4 separate regions of the Homo sapiens genome follow, and regions 1, 2 and 3 are each linked to region 4. The links are chromatin loops, found by intact Hi-C in ENCODE. Cell type or tissue: endothelial cell of umbilical vein. All regions are shown on one strand. Each heading gives the region's core, and the rest is flanking DNA. Links, peaks and the distances in the headings are about the cores only.

Region 1 (5,471 bases), core at 270-5,269, 190 kb after region 4:
AAGGGGTCCATCTTCGTCTGGGCTTCGGGAAACGGGGGGCGTCAGGGAGATAATTGTGACTGTGATGGCTACACAGACAGCATCTACACCATCTCCATCAGCAGTGCCTCCCAGCAAGGCCTATCCCCCTGGTACGCTGAGAAGTGCTCCTCCACACTGGCCACCTCTTACAGCAGCGGAGATTACACCGACCAGAGAATCGTATGTTGCTTTTGTCTAATTCTCTCTGCTTAGTTAGGAGAGCGTGGCATGCATGTGAAATGATTCCCCTAACTGACCTTTGGTACGACTGATTCGCTTAAGCTTGATGTCTCAGTTGGGAGAACTCACACTTACTCACTTGAAAGGCTGGCATCCATCAGAAAGTTTTCTCTCCAGGGATAATGACACTTCTGCCAAGATGATCTTCCCCTCTGTCATTTTTAAACCCAGCCTTGAGAAGCCACCAAACCTGTCATTACACACAGCGGAGACTCCAAATGTCTTTTCTGCTTGTCTGATGCCTCCCTGGAAACAGCCTTAAAGGAGATCTCAGGGTTGTAGGGGCTTTATCACCCTTGTACTTGCTGATCCTTTAACAGCAGGGATATAGTCTGACCTGCCCTGTCGCAGATGATAAAAATACAGAGTCTACACCAGCTATGTCTCCTAAGAATGGATGACCTGCAGGAAAATAGCAGTTTCAGTGTCCCCTGAGGTGAACTGCTCAGCATCTGGGTAAGCAGCTCGGGGAGGTCGTATGCTCAGAGAGCTCCTCCAGCCCACGCTTGCCTGCGCCTTTGCTTCCATGAGTCAGACGGCCAAGGGCAATTACTGGATTTCCCTTCAAGGGCATGACGATGGAGGGGCATTTAGGGGCTTTGAGAACAAAGGGAGACACCTTTAATTTAAAAAATGTAAGGCCCCCAATTTAACTCCTGACACAGAAAGGACCAACTAGCTAAAGTATATAGATCCTATCTCAGTGAAATAGCAGGTCATGATCTAATTAGAGGGTGGGTGAACCCTATAATAATGACCTTGGAATGCGTGCAAGATTCCTATTAATGGCATCTCAACAAAATTGTCAACACGAACATCTTCTTCATACAGGATCACTTCTGCAAGCTAGTTTAGACAGTAAAGCTGTGGTCTCAACTTAGAAGTGTGGGCCTGCTTCTCACGCGCATCTCTTCAGCTACTCAAGTAATAGACAGTGGCATTCTACCGAGGGGTTTTATGGCAGGCACATTTTAAAGGGTTTGAAAGGGGCATATCAGACATCTGCCCCACTTGTCTTCAGAGCCCCTGGCTGTTGTCATTTCCCTGGGTGTCCAGAGCTGCCTTTAGAAAATGGCCTGTTGGGCATTTCAGAATCACCATTTCACAGACTGTTCCTTATCTTGGGTAACCTGCACTGAAGCAGAAGAAAGATTTTCTATCTTTGTAAAACTCCCTCCTTAAGAAAGCCAGCCTTAGGAGAGACAGCTGGTGGATTCTATTTGAGACAGTCTCAGTAACATAACCTTTTTCTTACGCAAACCTTTTCCTCAGCATAGTCATCTCTGGGGGCTTGCTTGCGTCAACAGGTAAAAAGGGCAACCTTGCTTCCGCAGCCCTCTGAGGAGCAGAGCCATCATAACTTGAGAAATTCAGCAACTCCAAGCAGGAAGCCAATGGAGGTGATAATAGAACAAATTATTTTTTTACACCTCCCTCCCACACATCGAAATCTCGAGCTAGAACTTCGGTGCTGGAGCCTGGGTGGGTGTCTTGTTAGTAATCCCTTGGCCCAACCAGCAGCGCCGTGGTCCTTAAGGCAGACAGGAAGTCTTTTCAGTTTCTTCCCTTCATCTCAGCAATCTCTTCATTACCCTAAAGTTAGCCAGGGTAATTCCTTACTTGCAAGAAAATTATGTAAAACTACTTTCACAGAGAACATCTCGGGTAAGTCTCGCATATGAGTCAGAAAATATAAATCGCATTTTACAGATGGGGAGCCAAATGACTTGCCCGAGGACAAATCTATTAAGTAGCAGTTAGAGAATTTGAACCCAGAACTAAGTCCAGCACACTTTCCATTTTAAAGACCCATCGTTTTCCTCAAAGTGTAAATGTGGACACCAACTCACAGGTATCAAATCTAGTTCAACAGTGAGTGCAAACTACATATTAAGCATTTTTTGTGCAAGTAGTTCAAATGGCTAAGGCCAGGATGTCTTCATATCCTTGGGCTGAAGAGGCAGCCAAATGTCAATCTGAAGGCAAAAGGGAATTTTGTATGAGACAGAATTTCTAAATATGCCAGACCAAACACAATGGACCCGATGATTAATGGGCCAGCATGATTCACAGTGATTTTGAAACTTTGTTTTTTATAGACAGCATTTCGTTTGGGAATCTCAGAAAAGAAAATATTCGTAGTGGGAGTACTTCATCCCCAGAAAAGGCATCTTGCTGCCAGAATTATAGAGAAGTTGCATATAGAGGGTGAACTAAAATATCAGCAGATGGCAAACATCCGCCTGTGGTTTAGAGGAGAAAGTAGGCAATCGAATCAGCTGAGTTTCCTGGTCATAGCAGATGCAGCCTTTGGTACAGTTAACCCCCAAGACAGGCCCACACTCCTCACGTGTTCTCCCTGCCTTTCTCTCCTTCCTGACGTCATCCAGACGAGCGCTGACCTGCACAATGACTGCACGGAGACGCACACAGGCACCTCGGCCTCTGCACCTCTGGCTGCTGGCATCTTCGCTCTGGCCCTGGAAGCAAAGTAAGGCCCAGAAAGCTTCTAATCACCTTTACAAAGGCTGATTCTCCTTATTTTTAATAACACTTTTTTTTCTGAATACATGGTTACAGGAGAAATTTTGGAATACTGCAAATAAAGATAAGCTCTTTCCTGCCACTTCGAGGTCACTAACCATAGTTAACATCTCAATGTAGATTTAATACACACACATCTTACAAAATTGGGATCTTAATATAGACGTTATTTTGTAATCTGTTTTTAAAACCCATTCTACAATATATTAAACATACTTTCTCCTGTCTAAATCAATATGCTTTGACCTTTAAAACTCATGCTATCCCTCAAATCTTCTTCCCACTCAGCTACAACGCCTTTTGTTTATTCTCTTCCAGCAGGATTTTGTTTAAATAGTTTCCAGTGGGCAGTATTAGGAACAAGTTTAAAAAACTCCTTTCTTTGAATATGTAAGCCTAGTCCTGGAGCTGATATAACCACATCAGGGGACATGAGATTTAAAGGCAGGAGTTTTATATTTTCACAGTGTTCCATTGTATAAACACAAATTTCCTTAAAGTCATCTAATCATGCTTAAACACCATTGTCAGTAAATATTAGTTGTCATCTCTGACAATTTCCTCAGGATAAACACTCAGAATTGGAATTTCTGGGTCAAAGGGCAAGCATGTTTTAATGATTTTTATATATATTGACAAGATGCTGCCTTGAATGACTATACCATTTTATATTCCCTCCAGGAATATATGTGTGAAAGTGCCAGTTTCCAAAACCCTTGTCAAAACTACTTTTATTATCTTTTAAAATATTTGCTATGTTGATAGGTGAAAATGGTATCTCATTTTAATATGCTTGTATTTAATTACTAATGAAGCTCAATATTTCATACCCTTCAGCTCTTTGTCTTCTGGGGTTGCTTCTTTATGGCCTTAGTTTTGTTTTATGGCCTTGGTTCACAAAAGCTAGATGCTTTATAAGTTTGACATTTACCTTTTAATTTGTTTCTATGTAATTTTTAATGAAATGTAGTTAATATGTATGTAGTTATGTTTGTCAGTCTGTTTCTTTAAGGCTTCTTCCTTTGCTTTTATGCTCAGAAAAAATCTTCACAACCCCAAATTAGATAAACATTAATTATATGTCTTTTATTATGGTTTCTTTACCATATTTAAATTCTAAATCCCTCTGGAATTTATTTTAGTGTATGATGTTAAAAAAAGATTTAACTTTTTTTTTCTCATAATTACCCAATAGTCCAATACTTAACACAGAGGAAAAAAATTGAACTGTCTCACACTGCACATCACAGCTTTTTATGTGTCCTCATTCCTGCTTTCTGATGTGTGGTGACAGTGAATCTTGAAATGTCAAGTCAGGTGCTATGGTTGCATATTAGAAGAAGTGATTAAACTTGTAAATTACTATTATCCTTCCTAATAAGGAGATTATCCTAGAATAAATTACATATTCTCTAGAGAGAGAACAAAGCAGTGTCCTTATGTCATATTCAGTAGACTCAGTTCGTAATAACAGAAAGGAAAAATATCTTGGCCTTTGCCATGACTGGAAAAGCCCTGAGGTTCCTGAGCCTTTGTCCAGGAGAGTCCAGTTTATCTCTAGGATCCCTGGGGCTTCCTATGGAGATGGGGTATATTCCTGGGTATCTCGGCTGTGAGATGGCTACAGTGGCTAAGCAAGGAAGTCTAGCAAGGCTCTTACCAAGAGTCCACCTACTTGGAGGGGCTGGCAAGATGTTTGGTAAGGGAAGAAGTAAATTCAGGTGCTCAATTAGAAATAGATATTGGGCCCTCCAGAAAAGCTATGTTCAGAATCTAAGTTCACTTATAATAGGAAGTAGATGGACAAAAGACAAAAATCTATGAACACAAGCTGAGACTGGCATCAGCAGATCCAAATTAACCGAGAAATAATTGTCCAAGCAGTGAAAATTGCAAGGAACACCTGGCTTCAAGTTCTAGCTCTACCACTAGCTATGTGGCCTTCGGCAAGTTAATTTACTTGTGGGGTTCAGTCTTTCCATCTATAAAATGAAGGGGTCAAACGAGACCTTTTTTTACAAACTTCTTCTCTTCCTAAGATTCTCAGAGTTGAGATTGAAAATGTCAGCCTGCATAGGTAATCCAACATGAATTGTTGGGGTCAGTGATGAGGGGTCTGGACTGGAAGAAAATAGGGTCCTATGGATTATAGGATCCTGTGCAACAGACTTATTATATTTAAGATTTCAAAACACAGACTACTACCCCAGGGAGCTGTTAAAAGAAAGCAATCTTAAAATTTTATGTCTAGAGCCTTTCTTCTCTATCCAACACCTGTCAGATGCATGTAAATATAACTAGCCGTGCCTAGCCCATCCTTGTATAGTGACCAATATAGTAGAAATATCCATCTGCTGAACAGAAGTAATGCCAATTTTATGTAAGAGCTGAAATTGTAAAAGTGCAATCCTTGGTTTCTAAAACCTCAAGGCTTCTTTTTCTGTATAGTGGAAAATGATCCTATACAGAAAATAATCCTTTCCTTTTCTTTTTCTTTTGGAGACAGTGTCTCACTCCGTCACCCAGGCTGGAGTGCAGTGGCAAGATCTCGGCTCACTGCAACCTCAACCCCTCCGGTTCAAGAAATTCTTATGCCTCAGCCTCCTGAGTAGCTGGGATTACAGGCATGTGCCACCATGCCTGGCTAATTTGATCCTTCTTTTTTC
Region 2 (5,471 bases), core at 335-5,334, 65 kb after region 4:
TCAGTAGTCACATTAAATGTAAACGGTGTAAATACACCAATTGAAGCCAGCAATTGCAGGATTAGGTTTAAAAAGGAAGATCAAACTATGTGCTGTCCATGAGAAATCGATTCTTTTAGATTCACTTTTTATTTATTTATTATTGATACAAGGAAACTCACTTTTAATATAAGTGGTTCAGGGCAGGAGACAGGGATGAAGAGGTGAAACGCAGGGAATTTTTAGGGCAGTGAAACTGTTCTGTGTGATACTATTATGATGGATACATGACATGACATGTTTGTCAAAACCTATAGAACTTTACAAGACAGAGCAAAAATAAAAGGATGAAAAGCGATGGTTAAAAGTAAAAGGATGGAAAAGTGATGACATAGAAACATGAGTTGAAAGGAAGTTTGAATGGCTATATTAATATCAAAGTAAATTTCACAAAAAACAAAATTATTTAGAATAAAAACTGTCACTTCACAAAATAATAAAATGTCAATTAACTAAGAAGACATGCAATTCTAAATATTTATGCACTTAATAACAGAATAAAAGCTGCCACTTCAAACAATTGGCATGATATAAAGTTTGCATTACCCATTAGAATAGGCTCTAAGTGTGTTGTTTCAAGACTTTGACTCTTAAGTTTTTCGGTTTTTCTCAACAACTCACTATATCCCTGAACTTTGAACACTATGAGTCAGTTCTGCTGAATCTTAAAAAATGGTGATATTTTGACATTTGCTGTGATTGTCTTCATACATACTTTTATGAGAAAATACAAATAAGAGAGAATAGTCTGGATTTGTTTTAACTGCAAATGTTAGTCATTGATTTAGCAAGATCTTTATAATGAAAGTTCTGTGGTCTATTTCCTATACAATTCAGAGTGATATGCTGCTACCATATTGACCAAATATGAAGTGCTTCCTCTTTGGGTGACCTGATAGCAGCAGAATACCTCTCTGAGTCATTTGATATTGATTTTTGATCTTCACTTCCTGAGATTTTTTTTAAACCCCAAACTGCAAATTAGAGTAACTTGATATTTCTATGTCTTATGATGTGATACAGAGACAGTATCCCAAAGCTCATTTCATTTCTGAGGGAGCGGTGTGTGTGTGGGGGGGTCTTATGTATGAGTGAAGAGACAGTGTTTCAATGTTACATTTTCTGTTTTTTTTTTAATTTAAAAAAACAGATGTTGCAAAACAAGATTGAGGTTAGTCCAGGACCATTTTTAACTACTTGAACATCTCCAAATCTGCACATTAATTCTGACTATATTATCAATTCAGAAATTCAAGAGATGTTCCAAAGTTTAATAACATCTTCAAATGCTTTTAGGTAATTGGTCATTTACTTTGCTAGCCTAGTGTTTGTTGTTTTTAATCTGCATGCTTTTCAGTGATGTCCAAAGCAAGTTGATTTCCAAAAGGCTTTCCAAACCTTATCTTTTCTAACAGATAAATATGAGAAAAGCAAAATTCTTTTACTTTCAGATAGGTATGATATAAGGATCATATCCACATATTGCTACGTAGTTTCATACCTCTATCAATTACTATTCACTCACCTCCTTTCCTAGATGCTTCAAATTAACTGGTAATTGTATCCCTTTAAAGAGCCCATCCCTAGAACTTGACACTGCTCTTGATAACCTATGTGGAGGTTTGAAAGGAAGCTACTCGCGGGAAGGCTTGAAGGACACCAGGTGACCTGGTTTGTCTAACAAACAGTTTTTCTTTTGCTGGCTGTTTAACCAGTCTTTGCCTTGTGTGTAGATTGCATGCTCTGACTGGGGTTTTCAGAGGGGTGGGAGAGAAAACAGATAGAGCCTGCCTACTAGAGAGGTGGAGAAGAATGAGGCCAAGTGAAAGAGAGGGCTGAAAGCATGAAAGCTACTGCAGGGAGATATTTTAGGGGAGGAGTTGACAGGATCAATATGGATATAAAGGATGCTTTTGCTACATGATATACAATATAATTTTGCTCCCCCCCTCAAAAACATTAGCAAATATAAAAATTAGGTATCTACAGTTTTGATGGGGAAAATGTGCTGAGACTGGTCTTGGGAAAAAAGAACCATGGCCCAAGTGACCGAGTGACAATCAGATTACTCCTGGAAGCAGCACTTCTAAAACAAAGGAAGAGAAAGTTATCCACCCTTTGTTTTTCTGCCGCTTCAAAGATGGCAGAGTCTATAGTGACATGGAGAACAGTGAAATGAGATGAGGTTAACCTCTTTGGAGAGGAAATGATGAGTCAGTTGCCATGGGAGTTGAAAAGATAAGTTTTTTTTTTCTCTTCCTGTGTTGCTCACAGAAGTATAGTAACTGAAGTGTTTTAATAAAAAGTTCTCATCTCAAGGCCATCAATGGCTCATCATACACGTATGTGACTCCAGCAATACAAATTAGATGGTTTTTCAAATCATAGCACAACTGAAGGGGAACAGAGAGTACTTGGAAAGCTTAAATGGGGGCAGGAGGGGTAGTCTATTGCTTCAACTTTAGTAAAATGTGTTCAGACATTTTAATAAAATCTGCTGAAAACAGGCAGACTGGTTTTATATCTTTTGGTAAAGAATCCAGTTCAAATAGAGTTGTGAGTAAGAGTAGCTTTTGGGCGAAGTGAAGGATGGTAACTGAGTTGGGTGAAGAGGATATGGGACAGAGCTCAGCAAGGGTGGGCTTCAGTCTGGCATGAAGCCAACAAGGCAGCAGGCAGTCAGGGAAGTTCAAATATTCCAGCCACTGTATTGAAAGCTTCTTTTCTTTAGAAGCAGCCTCCATATTTTAGTCGTATTTGTATTTCTCCAAGACCATACATAATTAAGTGCTTAATTTGAGCACTGGGTAGATTCAAATTATAAGAGAATTAGAGTTCTGGGTGCTCATAGGAGAAGATAGCTTGGCTTAATAACTTTTATCAGTGGAAATGAGATCAGAAGTTCCCATGCCTGCCCCATATCTGATTTAAATCACACGTTATATTCTTACTTGCTTCCTTCTTTCTATAAAAAAAATTTATACTGTTACAAATATCCCTCCATCAAAATGTCAGACCATTACCTACTCAATTATTTGGGAGGGGAGCATTTCTCATGGTATTATCCCAAATTATGATTAGAATTTCCAAGCTGTCATAATGCACAGATTTAATAGGACAGCTCAAAAAAGATTTACTTGAGAAATGTGATGAATATAGAGAAAGAAAAATGTATCATCACTCTGGAAATCCATGGATTTTCTTCAACTGCCATACCTGTACCTTACTCTTTTCCACTTCTATAATTACCTCTCCTTCCTTACTTCTATGCGCCTATTAATCCTCTACAGACCAACTTGCATCACCATCACTCCAGTAAAATTTTCTTGTCAAAGACATCATTGATCTCCATGTCGCAAATACACCAGGCATGTCTACAACTTCATCTATTCAACATCTCACTGCCTTTGGATACTGTTGTTCCACTGTCCTCCTCCTTTTATTTTCTTTTGGAGACGGAGTTTTGCTCTTGTCGCCCAGGCTGGAGTACAGTGGCACGATCTCGGCTCACCGTAACCTCCACCTCTCAGGTTCAAGTGATTCTCCTGCTTCAGCCTCCCTAGTAACTGGGATTACAGGCGTCTCTCACCACGCCTGGCTAATTTTTTGTATTTTTAGCAGAGATGGGATTTCATCATGTTGGGCAGGCTAGTCTTGAACTCCTGACCTCAGGTGATTCACCCGCCTAGGCCTCCCAAAGTGCTGGGATTACAGGCCTGAGCCACTGCACCCAGCCCTCCTCCTCCTTTTTCTTTAAAAAAAAAAAAAAAAAAAAAAAAACCTTAAATATTTAACATATGGTTATTTAACATATAGTTAAAAGATTTAAATGTACTAAAGGGCTCCTCATAACAAAACAACAGTATCTTCAATTGTCGGTTTTAACAAATAAAAGTAGGTACCACTGAGGACATACTTAGGTTTAAAAAGTGTTTATTTGGCCAGGTGCAGTGGCTCACGCCTGTAATCCCAGCACTTTGGGAGGCCGAGGCGGGAGGATCACGAGGTCAGGAGATCGAGACCAACCTGGCTAACACGGTGAAACCCCGTCTCTACCAAAAATACAAAAAATTAGCCGGGCTTGGTGGCGGGCGCCTGTAGTCCCAGCTACTCGAGAGGCTGAGGCAGGAGAATGGCGTTAACCCAGGAGGCGGAGCTTGCAGTGAGCCGAGATCGCGCCACTGCACTCCAGCCTGGGCGACAGAGCGAGACTCCGTCTCAAAAAAAAAAAAAAAAAAAAAAAAAAATTGTTTATTTACATAAAACTCAAATTTAGCTGAGTCTCCTATATTTTACCTGGCAACTCATGCCACCATGTCCTATGCCTGTTCTTCCTCCCCAGAGGCAATATTTTCTAATTTTAAAAAGCTGTTTGTTCACTTAGCTCCATATTTCTAAATAACATTTTTAAAATACTGATTTTTTACATTTTATCTTTGCTTCCACAATGATAAATGAAAAGTTAGCTCCCTTATATTCTTCCCATTTCCCTCTTCCTTATGCTTTCAGTATTCGCTGTGCCAATTATTGTTTCCTTACAATATTTAGCAAAATGCCAACACTGTCATATTCTTATTACATCAACCTTAGGTAACATTCTTTGACTTTTGCTAAGGTGGGGAAATTAGGCTTCTGCCCACGTTTTCTTTTTTCCACTGGTTCCTCTCATTCTCTGCTTTCTGTATTTATTGAATTTACAAGGTTGATACTATATGCCATTTGTTCTGTAAGAGTAATTAGGCCTACAAGTTGATTCTAAAAACTGAAAGTCAATGAAATGTTTACATTATTGTGGCTTTGTAAATATTGTTCCCTGAAGAGCCAATAATGCCTACTGTAGTTTTCTTTTTCTTTCTTTCTTTCCCTTTCTCTTTCTTTCTTTCTTTATTCCTTTTCTTTCTTTCCTTCCTTCTTTCCTTCTTTCTTTCTTTTCTTTCTTTCTCCTTCCTTCCCTCCCTCCCTCCTTCCTTCCTTCTTTCCTTCTTTCTTTTCTTTCTTTCTTTCTTTCTTCTTTCTTTCTTTCTTTCTTTCTTTCTTTCTTTCTTTCTTTCTTTCTTTCTTTCTTTCTTTCTCTCTCTCTCTCTCTCTCTCTCTCTCCTTCCTTCCTTCCTTCCTTCCTTCCTCTCTCTCTCTCTTTCTTTCTTTGATGAAGTCTCACTTTGCCGCCCAGGCTGGAGTGCAGTGGCATGATCTCAGCTCACTACAACCTCTGCCTCCTGGGTTCAAGGGATTCTCCTGCCTCAGCCTCCTGAGTAGCTGGGATTACAGGCACGCACCACTACACCTGGCTAATTTTTGTATTTTTAGTAGAGATGGGGTTTCGCCATGTTGGTCAGACTGGTTTTGAACTCTTGACCTCGTAATCCGCCCACCTCAGCCTCCCAAAGTGGTGGGATTACAGCCTATTTTTCTTTTATACTTCACCGAAACAG
Region 3 (5,471 bases), core at 246-5,245, 170 kb after region 4:
GGTAACTTCTCTAAAAGGTGTGTGTATTTTCCAATTTACAATTTCAATATTATTTTGTCATACTTGACCTGTAAAATTTAGATGGATTCTGAATCTATAGGCATTTTCATATAGAACTCCAATGATAAATATGTCAAGAAAATAAAGACGGCTATATTATTTAAAATAGAATTTTGCAAAAAAGTTTCATTGACAGCAGCTATTAAGAATATAAAAAGATCATTTGTCATTAAAATGTTTTAATTAGAAATGATATATAGCCTTTTTAAGCATAAAACTTCAGATAAAAACTTATATTGGTGAAAGCATATTCAGATTTCTCAATTTAAAGTTATTAATATGCAATTTAATGTATTGCCCAAAATGTTATATTTTATTTTGTTATCATAATTGTATCATGTAAAGAAAATGTTATGAATCTCTTCACCCAGCTCCATACAGATGTCTTCAAATTTCCTCCAGTTTACCCCAGTGTGCCACACAAATATTGTTATTTTCTATGTTGGAAAACACTGCTATAGGTAGGTTTGCCCCTATAATGTGTTCTGCTACCAAAAATCTTCTAGTTTAATTACAGACTAATTTGTTACACCTTTGAGTTAATGTGCAGTTAATGTTACCCATAGCAAACAGGCAAGTCTACATGATAACTGGAAAATGTTAAACCTACATTATTTCCTTACCCATTCTTTAACATCTCTTGAAGATCTAGGAATATTATTCTGTTATTCTGTGGGTCTAGAAATGTTTTTCTTGGCCCAAATGGTTACACTGTGTCCACTTTGTGATAAATATTGGGTACATTGTTTAGTATGCCCAAGGGTATATGTTTTATTTCGTAGTAACAAAATGTTTAAAACATTTGTTTCCTAAGACTAAAGAGATATGGTGATCTATAGATCTCCTTTGAGCATATTCTTACTTCCTGCTCTTAATAGCTTCTTTTACTCTCCAAGAAACCTTAATGAATGCTTAGCTGTATCACTGGGCAGTTGTGAGCATCATGAAAGGCATGGCAATCACTTGATAACTTATAATGGAAACACGTCCTCTTAATTTCTGGAGTATCCGGTTTTCTATATAAATTAATCACATGAATCAAATGCTATTAAAACCAACTTAAGGGTGATAATTGGCTCTTCCAATTTATAATACGAAATATAACACTGATGGGCCTGGAGGTCACTACCATGATCTACAAATCAGGGTAGGACTAGCCCTTGAAACAAAAAGTTAAAATGGATTCTAAATCTACTTGCACCTCTAGTCTTGGCAGAAATTTATTTCTTCTGCATGCCAGAAGTTCTGGCAAAGAGGTTCATAGGATAAAAATCAGACAATAGCAGATTAACTTACTGATATCTGTATTGTGTGGATGAGGATATTATCTTCTTTTTGTGAGAGTTTACTTGGCCCTGTTAGGTATATAAACCAAATGTTTATTCCAGGCTTCTATGGTGCTCCATTTAAGACAAATGCCTCATTAATGAGAGAGACACGGACCCTATTGCCAACACTCTGCCAAACTGATTTACTTGAACAATAATAAGAAAGGGACAAATATGTTCCTCCTCTGACACATCTACCGTTATAAAACATTTGCCCTGGGCTTCTCTTGCCTTGCTAGTGCACAGTTAGTGTCTGTCTGCTGTGAGAATGAAACACCCTTGAGAGCTTGAGGCCACAACTCAGGCCGAGGTGTGAAGGGAAAAGAAGACAGCTTACCCAGCCATCAACATTCACACATGTGGATTTACAGAACAGACAACAAAGCTATCAATCGGAGCCCATTCCATTTCATCTCATGTGAGTTACATTATTGTAAAACACTTAACCATGTCACATGGCTTATTAACATTGGCATTTGATTTTGTAAAGATGCTTTATGTTTAAAGAAATTATGTAGTGCACATTTCTGCAAACGTGGAGGCAAATGAAAAATTAGCACTACAGAGCCTGATCCTCCACCAAGTCTTGTCTCATTTGCTTCTTGTAAGGAACATCTCTTGCTTCCTTTCTCCACTTGTTTATATGCTTTCTTTCCAACCTTCTCCCCTTTCTTCTATTTCTACAGCATAGATCGCGCCCTCGGGCGGTTGAGCTTTAAAAAACAACAACAACAACAACAAAAAAAAAAACAAACTTCCCAGGTGCAGCATACTCTCTCAATTCCACCTCCCGGCGATTTTACTTTTGGCCTGAGTCCAACACGTTCCCAAGAGCTGGACACAAGTTGTCACGATCATGAACCTAACCACACTCCCCCCTGCGGCCAATTTCCTATTTTGCTGTTCAAAAGAGGGAAATGCACATATCAAAAGGAAAACAGCTTGGTGCTGGCCAGCTGCAGAAGGGTGGAGGTCTTTGGTGCTCAGAAGAGAGAGCAGCTCCTGCGGCAGTCCTGCGTGTGTCGCTGTCCAGACCTCGGTGCTGAATACTAGGCACTGGTATCTCCCGCCAGGTTCAATCCCTCAGGGTTCGAATAGGCTCCACCATGGGAGACTGAACTCACTTCCCTAGGGTGAGGGGTGGAGAATTCATTTAGATGTTTCCTTGCTCTCCTCCCACAGGAAACCATTTTTCCACAAAGAGGCATTGTGCATTTTATGGGAAAGTAATGGCACAGCTCCAGCTCAGCACCAAAGTGAAGAGCTCTACTGAGGCACAATGGAAAGTCGAGGTAAATAAAAACTGCTCTTTCCCTCCCTGAATCAACACAACAGCTTTTGGGATCCTAGATCCCCTTGTTGACGAATTCTTAAAAATATGTTTTTTTAAAATCACATGATTAATCATTTTACTGATAAACACCCTAAAAGGTGGTGGTGGCGCTGGCTTTGCAATATCGGAGTATAACTACTGATATTGTTTTACTGAGGTTGAGAAACAAAGGGGAGGAGGGAAGTAAACTTGTAAACTAAGGTGGCTTGAATGGTTAAAAATTCATTTTTAATAGTATTGCTTTAACATAGACATGCTAATTTTCTCAGACAATTTAGAACAGAATTGGGACAGTAGTAGCTTCCCTTCTTCTCCTTACTCTCCTAGCCTCTCTCTTTGAAAGACCTAAGAGCCTTGTTCTTCATAGCAGGTGCTGATGCCCAAAGGGCCATTATAAGAATCCTATAGCCTCCCCCCCTCCCCGCCACACACATGAGATAATAAAGTAAATACAGAGAAAATGGATGGAAGGGAGGGAAAGCACTCCCAGCCTTTGATTCTTGGTAGTTATGTTCAAGTGGGGCACTTCTCTTTGAAAAGTGAAAATGTTTCTCACGGTACAGAATTTATGGGCAGACAAGGAGCAGACTTAACTGATCCCAGCAAACAGTTCCTTCCTTTTCCTAATCCCTGGCTGCTTATTTTAGCCGCTTCTCCGCCCCGCCGGGAATACCATTCGGATCTTAGTCCAGGTAGATCTGACGTCAAGAGATGGCTTTCGTCGATTTGACGTGTAAACACTCATTTCCATTCTGGCTGGGAAGGGCTGGGGCTCCACTCAGCCTGGAGACCGAAGCGCTTCACTGAGCGCTCGCCGCCGCCCAGCCTCTCCTCTCGCGCCTCCTAGCTCTTCGCAGAGCAACCAGGAGCCAGGAGTGGTCTAGAGCCCGAGGGTGGGAAGGGGGAGTCTGTCTGGCTTTTCTCCTATCTTGCTTCTTTTTCCTCTTCCCTTCCCACTCTTGTTCAAGCGAGTGTGTGAGCTATGGAGCGAAGAGCCTGGAGTCTGCAGTGCACTGCTTTCGTCCTCTTTTGCGCTTGGTGTGCACTGAACAGTGCAAAAGCGAAAAGGCAATTTGTCAATGAATGGGCAGCGGAGATCCCCGGGGGCCCGGAAGCAGCCTCGGCCATCGCCGAGGAGCTGGGCTATGACCTTTTGGGTCAGGTAAGAGTTTCCACTTTCAAGAAACTTTCTGGGGCCCCAGGGGACTGGCGGGACTGGAGCGCGGTCTTCCAAGTGGGAGCCCCAGGTTGCACTCTCCAGAGCCCAGAGTAGCAAAGAGCAAGGAGCTGCTCCAGCCCTCGCCCCTGTCGCGCTTGGAGAGAGAGAAAGCTTGCATTATTTACTGTTTAGGCTGGGCGCAGCCAAGCAGAAGGAAGCCGCTGCAGCTGGGTAGGGCTTATGCTTACTGTTGGCCGCTCTAGAATTGAAATCCGTTCCCGCGCGGTTTGGAAGAAAAATCCCTCCACGCTTGTTCAGGGAACTTGAGATACACTCAAGCTCTTACCAACCAAGCGCCCCCGGGAGAAGCAGTGCGCTCCATCCCCCGGGACTGAGGCGGTCTGCGTCAGGAGCCGGCTGTTGCCTTCTTTTCAATATGGCAGCATCAGATCCAAGTCCTGATGCAAGGGGCTAAGCAGGCTTGGGGCTGTCCGCCCTGGCAGCCTGTAAGGGCACGCCCAGGGCATTGGAAGAGTGCCAGCTGCTGGGACTCGCGACCAGGAGGTTGGGAGGCCGCGGAGTAGCCTGGGAAGCTGGGGGGAGAAATGGTGGGTGAAAGACACGGGACCATCTATCCCCGCGACTCTCTAGGGAGCTCCGGCTTTTCACTGGGAACTTATAAAGTCCAAGCTTCATAACTTTGCCCGGCCAGTCCCACTGCAGGGTCGAGATGCCGAACTGACTATGGGGAAGGGATCTATTTCTTTCTTGTTCTTCAGCCAAGTACGTAATCGTTTTCCCGGGAATTTCAGCTTATTGTTGCCTGTCCAAGTGAAGGCTTGGTCGATAGGTAGCTGGTTGGAGGTGGGTGGGCGTCAAGACATTAAGTGGGAGACTGCTTATAGCTGAGCGATTCCGAGGGGACCCTAGGGAGTGTGACTTCTAGTCTAGAGCTTTCCTTTCCTTGGCTCGGAATCAAGCCCTCGCCCCCTGCTTGGGAAGTTGGTCTGCATTGAAGCGTGGGAGGAGGCAGTTGTAAAACATTTTGGCGCGTTTTTTCTGGAGGTGGTGGTTGAGACGCCGCTGGAGTCACGGATGAGTAATCGGCGGGGGCGTTGGCGATTCTGTAGACCGAACCCTCTGGGGAATTCGCCTGCTCTTGCTAGAGGCTTCATTCTCAACTTTATAAACCAAATTGTCTTTGAAATGCCCGAAAGGAAAATCAATGCAGATTGGCTTCCTGGTGTCCCAGCAGCAGATGAGTCTTTTGCTTTTGGCCAGCCCTTGCCCTCGTGCCAGGCTCCGTGTTAGGGGCTGAGGAATAAGAGGAGGGAAAGAAACGCTCTCAAGTAATCAAGAATCTAGAGGAGACTAGCTTAGAGATAAATGATTGCAACTGATTGTAATTTGTGTAATCATAGAAGTTGTACTTGAAGTCTCAATATTCATTGGTTGAAGGAATGAAAGTAGTAGGGAATTCGGGAGGGGTGAATGAAAACTGCCCAAAGGAGAAAACATTTGCTCCGGGAACAGAAGTCAAAGGTTGCCAGGAGCACATAATGAGATCGGAGAAGACAGTCTAGGCATAGAA
Region 4 (5,471 bases), core at 210-5,209:
CACCTTATTCCAGACATGATGGAACTCAGCTTTATTGAGAATCAAGTGATTATAGTAGATAGTGACCATCCTGAGTATGTTCATGTGTTACATAACAATGTTTTGGTCAACCAAGGACTGCATATAGGAAGGTGGGCTCATAAGATTAATATGGAGCTGAAAAATTCCTAATGCTTAGCCATATCGTAGCCATGATATTGTAGCACAATGCATTACTCATGCGGTGATGCTAGTGTAAATGCTGCCTTACCAGTCATATAAATGTATAGCACAAGGGGCCAGGTGGGGTGGCTTACGCCTGTAATCTCAGCACTTTGGGAAGCTGAGGGGGGAAGATTGCTTGAGCACAGGAATACAAGTCTAGCCTGGTTAATGTAGGGAGGGCACGTTTCTACAAAAACTAAATAAAATTAGCCTGGCATGGTGGCATGCACCTGTAGTCCCAGCTACTCTGGAGGCTGAGACGGAAGGATTGTTTGAGCCCTGGAGGTTGAGCTGCAGTGAGCCATGATCATGCCACTGCACTCCAGTCTGGGCGACAGAGCAATCCCCATCTCAAAAAAAAAAAAAAAAAAAAAAAAGAGTACAGCACATACAATGATGTACAGTACATAATACTTGATAATGACTGTGTAACACGTTTATGTATTTGCTATATTATACTTTTAATTGTTATTTTACAGTGTACTCTTTCTAGTTATTAAAAAAAGTTAACTGTAAAACAGCCCCAGTCAGGTCCTTCAAGAGATATTCCTGAAGAAGGCATTGCTATTATAGGAGATGATGACTCCGTGGGTGTTATTGCCCCTGAAGAGCTCAGTAGGACAAGATGTGGAGGTAGAAGACAGTGACACTGATGATCCTGGCCCTGTGTAGGCCTAGGCTAATGTGTGTGTTGGTGTCTTAGTTTTTAACAAAAAAGCTTTTAAAAGGTTAAAAAAATTAAAAATTTAAAAATAGAAAAAAGCTTATAAGATATGATTATAAAGAAAGAAAACATTTTTGTACAGCTGAACGATGCATTTGCTTTTTAAGCTAAATGTTATTACAAAAGAATCTTTAAAACATTTGTCCTCTCTTACCTCCCTGAATACACATGTAGTTTACTATAGCATGGGTATTCCCATATTCCCATTACAACGCCCTATTCTTAAATAAATATCATTTTCTTTTAGAGATCCTCCGTTCTTCATTTAGGTTGACAAACCAAAAGGCATTTCAATAAATATATGATCCATTACGCATTGATTTCAAAATTTAAACCTTGGAAGGCAATTCTTTTTTTCACATCCTGAATCAGCAATGCTTAGAAAACAAACACCATCCTATCTGCCACTTATCACGCTTCAGCTGTATTTTCCTTCATCCTGGTCCTTGAACACAGAGGCCCCTTTCTTCTTCCAGGCCTTTGCATTTGCTGATCCCTCCTCCTGGAATGACTTATTCTAGCTATTTTTATATTTGGAATATTCTCCGTATTTGAGTCTCACCCAAATGCCTCTTTCTCAGAAAGGCTTTCCTTCACCACCTTAAACAAAATGGTCTTCTCCCATAAGTTTATCATGACCCTGTTATTTATCTATTTATTTTTGAGACAGTGTTTCACTCTTGTTGCCCAGGCTAGAGTGTAATGGCGTGATTTGGCTCACTACAACCTCCGCCTCCCAGGTTCAAGCGATTCTCCTGCCTCAGCCTCCTGAGTAGCTGGGATTACAGGCATGCACCACCACGCCTAGATAATTTTGTGTTTTTAGGAGAGATGGGGTTTCACCATGTGACCAGGCTGGTCTCGGACTTCTGACCTCAGGTGATCTGCCTGCCTCAGCCTCCCAAAGTGCTGGGATTACAGGCGTGAGCCATTGTGCCTGGCCTCATGACCCTGTTTAGTTCCTTTATAATATTTATCCTAATACAGATTCATCATGTTTATTTGCTGTGTTCCTCCACAGAATGTAAGCTTTATGAGGGCAGGACTCTTATCTGACGCTGCTTCATTCCAGGGCCTGGCACAGTGACCAGCACATAGTAGAAATGTAAAGGTTTGTGAAATGTTAAATTGAAATGTCATTGCAATCACTGCATGGAATTATTGTTGAGATAGCAGTATAACATTAGCTATGTACACTTGTCATGTCATATTACTGTTTCAGCCGTCCTCAACCATCCTTTGCTCTTCCATGGTGTCTTGAGTCAGAGCACTCCTTTGAGTATTCTCATATATAGACCAGAGGGACCCTACTCTATTGTGACAGGCAGGATTCTGCTGTTCAGAGTGGGTAAGTCAGGTCTAGTCACCTCTCACAGAGAGAGCTGCCTGCCACTCAAGAGAGTTTGAAGCTAAACCCCAAGAGTCCAATGAGGAGGGCCAGAGGGAGCCGGAAGACCTTAGTTGAGTGGATCCTTTGCTGCAGTTTTTAGTTAAGACACTAGGTGGCAGGTGACTATACTTTTGGATACACCAGGAGCAATTAGCATTACGGTGCTTATCAAATGCCGGATAACTTTCCCTGCTGACATAAAATGTACAAAAATTTTAATTATTTGACAGGATGAAAAGAATTATGATAAGGGTGTTAGCTTTAGTTTTGGTCTATAGAGGGTAAGATGTATCCTGAAACTTTATTTTCAGATGCACAAAGGAAATGTACAAAGTGGGAACATTAAAAAACCAATCGAGTAGAAAGATTAATGTCAGCTCCAGGGTATCACCAGGAGAGATATCTTTATATAATAAAACTGAAATCGGTACTTTCACTGCAATAACAGCTTTGTACCTTTTGGATTAATAATCTAATTTAGTAAATAATTTATTGCATTTTTCTCTTTTCAACTTGAATCTCCAGAGGGATTTAAAAAAATCCTTTCAAATATAAATGGATCAAAGAATCCATTGTTTCCGTAGTAACCTTCTATGCAGAGTCCTGGGTGAGACTTTATTTTCTGCCAAGGTCACAGATCCTGCGGAAATTAGTCAATCAGGCAGCACATGCAAAAGCAGATTGTTTAGGTATTTCCTTCTGTTAGGCGAAAAACGAAATGCTCAAGTCACCTGCCATTCAATAAAGAAAGTAGGACACAAAATGTGATAGACACAATAAATTCTAATAAACAGATTTCCTTTCCATTTTGTGGTCTTTAAAGGGTGGTAATAAGGAAAGTAATAGGTAAATGGTCATAGAGGCACCTAGCAAAGGAAGAGAGTGTGAAAGGAGGAGTAAGGGAAGGAGATGTTGAAGGAGAGAGGGAGAGAGACATTCACACAACAAGGAGACCAAAGGGAAACAAAAGGAGTCACATCAGAGAAAGATAGATAGCGGAGGGGGAGATGGGAGGTAGGTTCGTAAACCAGAAGAAAAGCAGAAGGAAAACAGAGGGAGACCAAAATCCAGAGAAGGAGGAGCAGGGGCAGAGGTTAGTATGTTTTGAGATGTTTTCATTGGTGGCTATTTCTCTAGGATTTCTTAATCTTCAAACTTTAGAATAAAATAATCTGTAATTTGAATGTTAAATAATCAGTAAATTATTTATTGCTCTTTACTCTTAAGCTTATAAAGCTTAAGCCTTATAAGCTTTTCTTGAAATAAATGTGAGTGAGCTTCCTTCAGGTTGCAAGAAATACAGAGAGGCTCAGTTTTGCGCAGAGGATTAGGATATGCAGAAAGAATATGCAGGTAAGGAAGGAAAACAGGGACACATAGAGCTGGGTTTTTCCGAAAAAGAGGAGTTGGAGGACCTCTTAGGTGAGAACATAGTTCTAATAACTAGGTGTCTTTTCACTAGGTTAGCACCAGGGAACTGTTTTTCTCTCTTTGGTTCTTCATTCCCATCACTTCTCTTTCTCCGTTTCTGTGACTTCTCCTGTTATCAATGATTTTTTGTCTATGAATTCAAACTTCCTAATATGAAGGGTCCATACTTGGTCCATCGTCATCCATATAATGTGCCCTTACTGGGTAGGGCTCTTGCTTGAGGCTGTGTCAGAGACTGGCTACTCTTGGGTTAGGTGCCCACCATAGTTCAAAGAAATCTGATTAAACAAGGAGGACCATGTGGTGCAATGCATATATAAAACCTTTCTATATTAGACTGTGTGTTTGCCAGGTATCTAGAAAGGGAGAGAATAAAACTAAAAGGCATCTTGGTTGGTCTTGATTGGCAAGAACGATATACTCTACCCCATGCCCATAAGGCAAACCATACCTTTTTTTCTTAGACACAAGGGTTTAATAATGCCCATACAACCTAATCAAACCACTACCAGTACACTTCCCTCCTGAAAGTTGTCTAGCCACTACCTTTGGAAGAAATGATACAAAACACTTCAAACTTGCAGTCTGAAATCAACAGAGCTTGAGGGTTTTTTTTTTTTTTTTTGCCTAATGAAGCAATAATACAGGATATTTTGGATAAATGAGAAGGGGAAATGTGGGAATTAAATAAGCTCTTTGAGGAAAAGGAGAGAAAGAGCAGAAAAAGGAAAAAGACTTCCCTCTTGTGAGGAGAAAAGTGTATGGGTTGTGGGTGTACCTGGACCCAATTACTAATAGAAAGAAAATAGCTTATTTCAAATTTGCTGTAGCTTAATTCTGTGCCCCAAGTGTGTGGCACAGAATTAATCAGAGTTGGTAGTGGGGCGCCTATGGAGGGGGGTGGATTTCCAGTCTCTGCAAACATTTTTGTATCTGCCATAAGATGACCTGACTTAAAGTTACCAGAGTGTGAGGGACCTGGCACTTAGGCAATGTAGATGTAGTGGCATTCATGATGGCCTGAAGAATGAAGACCCCCAAAGCAACTGAAGGATAGAGGTATTTTCTAAGCACAATTAAGACTTCCAGGTTCTTATTAGATTTGAATAGGAAGTCAGCCCGATATTACAGTAGATGAATTTTTAACATTACAGCTTGCTTAGATAGATACATTTATATTCCACTTGATTTGAGAAAATAAAGAAACAGATATTTTCTAATTCCTGAATTTAGAGACTAGAAATCATACCACCTGCATTGATTTCAGCACTGGGGACCAACAGTGAATAAGATCAGTCTGAGGACAGATTGGGGCACTAACCACCAGTCCCTCCTTCTCTTTCACCCCCTAAGTTAAGATAGGCCTTAGTCAAATTGTGTTTTTTACACTGTGCATTTGTCTGACAACTTGAAAATATTTTGTAAACATAGCCATACTCTAAAAGTCTCACAAAAGCTGTATATCAGTGATTGTATTAGTCAGGGTTCTTCAGAGAAACAGAATGAGTATGTATCCATGCTACGGAATTGGTTCATGTGATTATGGAGTCTGAGAGATCCACGGTCAGAAGCTGGAGACCTCCAGTCTGGGTCCGAAGATGTAGGAACCAGAGAAGCCTGTGGTATAGTGCCAGGCTGAAAGCTGGCAGGGTCAAGATCCAAGAAGAGCCAGTGTTTCAGTTTGAGTCCAAAGGCAGGCAAAACAACAACAAACAATGTCCC

Evidence for each region. Peaks named below come from ENCODE experiments on the same cell type or tissue, not always from the same donor. Only the 100,000 strongest peaks of a DNase experiment are listed, where the experiment ranks them.
Region 1: a loop joins it to region 4, with 5 times the contacts of the local background. A loop is called at or near these places in 2 of 110 quality-filtered maps.
Region 2: it touches region 4 in a loop (7-fold over the local background); 5 of 110 quality-filtered maps call a loop at or near these places.
Region 3: a loop joins it to region 4, with 5 times the contacts of the local background. A loop is called at or near these places in 5 of 110 quality-filtered maps.

What each region holds. Positions count from the first base shown.
Region 1 is chr5:96,405,504-96,410,974 of GRCh38, reverse strand. It overlaps PCSK1 (proprotein convertase subtilisin/kexin type 1), which reads left to right. Exons shown (of 14, transcript NM_000439.5): 8 at 1-201; 9 at 2,652-2,752. All of the region lies in intron 4 of LOC101929710 (a long non-coding RNA gene), which reads right to left. It also overlaps a transcript of CAST not described here. Among named protein-coding and RNA genes, the nearest start is that of PCSK1, 25 kb to the left of the region's middle. In endothelial cell of umbilical vein, for the core only: no CTCF peak of the experiment used is centred there; DNase peaks (open chromatin) are centred at 2,454 and 3,314; H3K27ac peaks cover 2,248 bases.
Region 2 is chr5:96,534,380-96,539,850 of GRCh38, reverse strand. All of the region lies in intron 4 of LOC101929710 (a long non-coding RNA gene), which reads right to left. It also overlaps a transcript of CAST not described here. Among named protein-coding and RNA genes, the nearest start is that of PCSK1, 100 kb to the right of the region's middle. In endothelial cell of umbilical vein, for the core only: no CTCF peak of the experiment used is centred there; DNase peaks (open chromatin) are centred at 880 and 2,270; H3K27ac peaks cover 2,788 bases.
Region 3 is chr5:96,431,275-96,436,745 of GRCh38, reverse strand. PCSK1 (proprotein convertase subtilisin/kexin type 1) reads left to right here and starts at 3,498. Exons shown (of 14, transcript NM_000439.5): 1 at 3,498-3,883. The coding sequence starts at 3,704. All of the region lies in intron 4 of LOC101929710 (a long non-coding RNA gene), which reads right to left. It also overlaps a transcript of CAST not described here and the pseudogene LOC102724070. RefSeq lists silencers at 2,346-2,465, 2,327-2,621. In endothelial cell of umbilical vein, for the core only: no CTCF peak of the experiment used is centred there; a DNase peak (open chromatin) is centred at 2,405; H3K4me3 peaks cover 553 bases; H3K27me3 peaks cover 2,513 bases.
Region 4 is chr5:96,598,870-96,604,340 of GRCh38, reverse strand. The region is part of intron 4 of LOC101929710 (a long non-coding RNA gene); the gene reads right to left. It also overlaps a transcript of CAST not described here. Among named protein-coding and RNA genes, the nearest start is that of CAST, 61 kb to the left of the region's middle. In endothelial cell of umbilical vein, for the core only: a CTCF peak has its summit at 2,404 (motif pointing right); DNase peaks (open chromatin) are centred at 2,440 and 2,960; H3K27ac peaks cover 2,528 bases.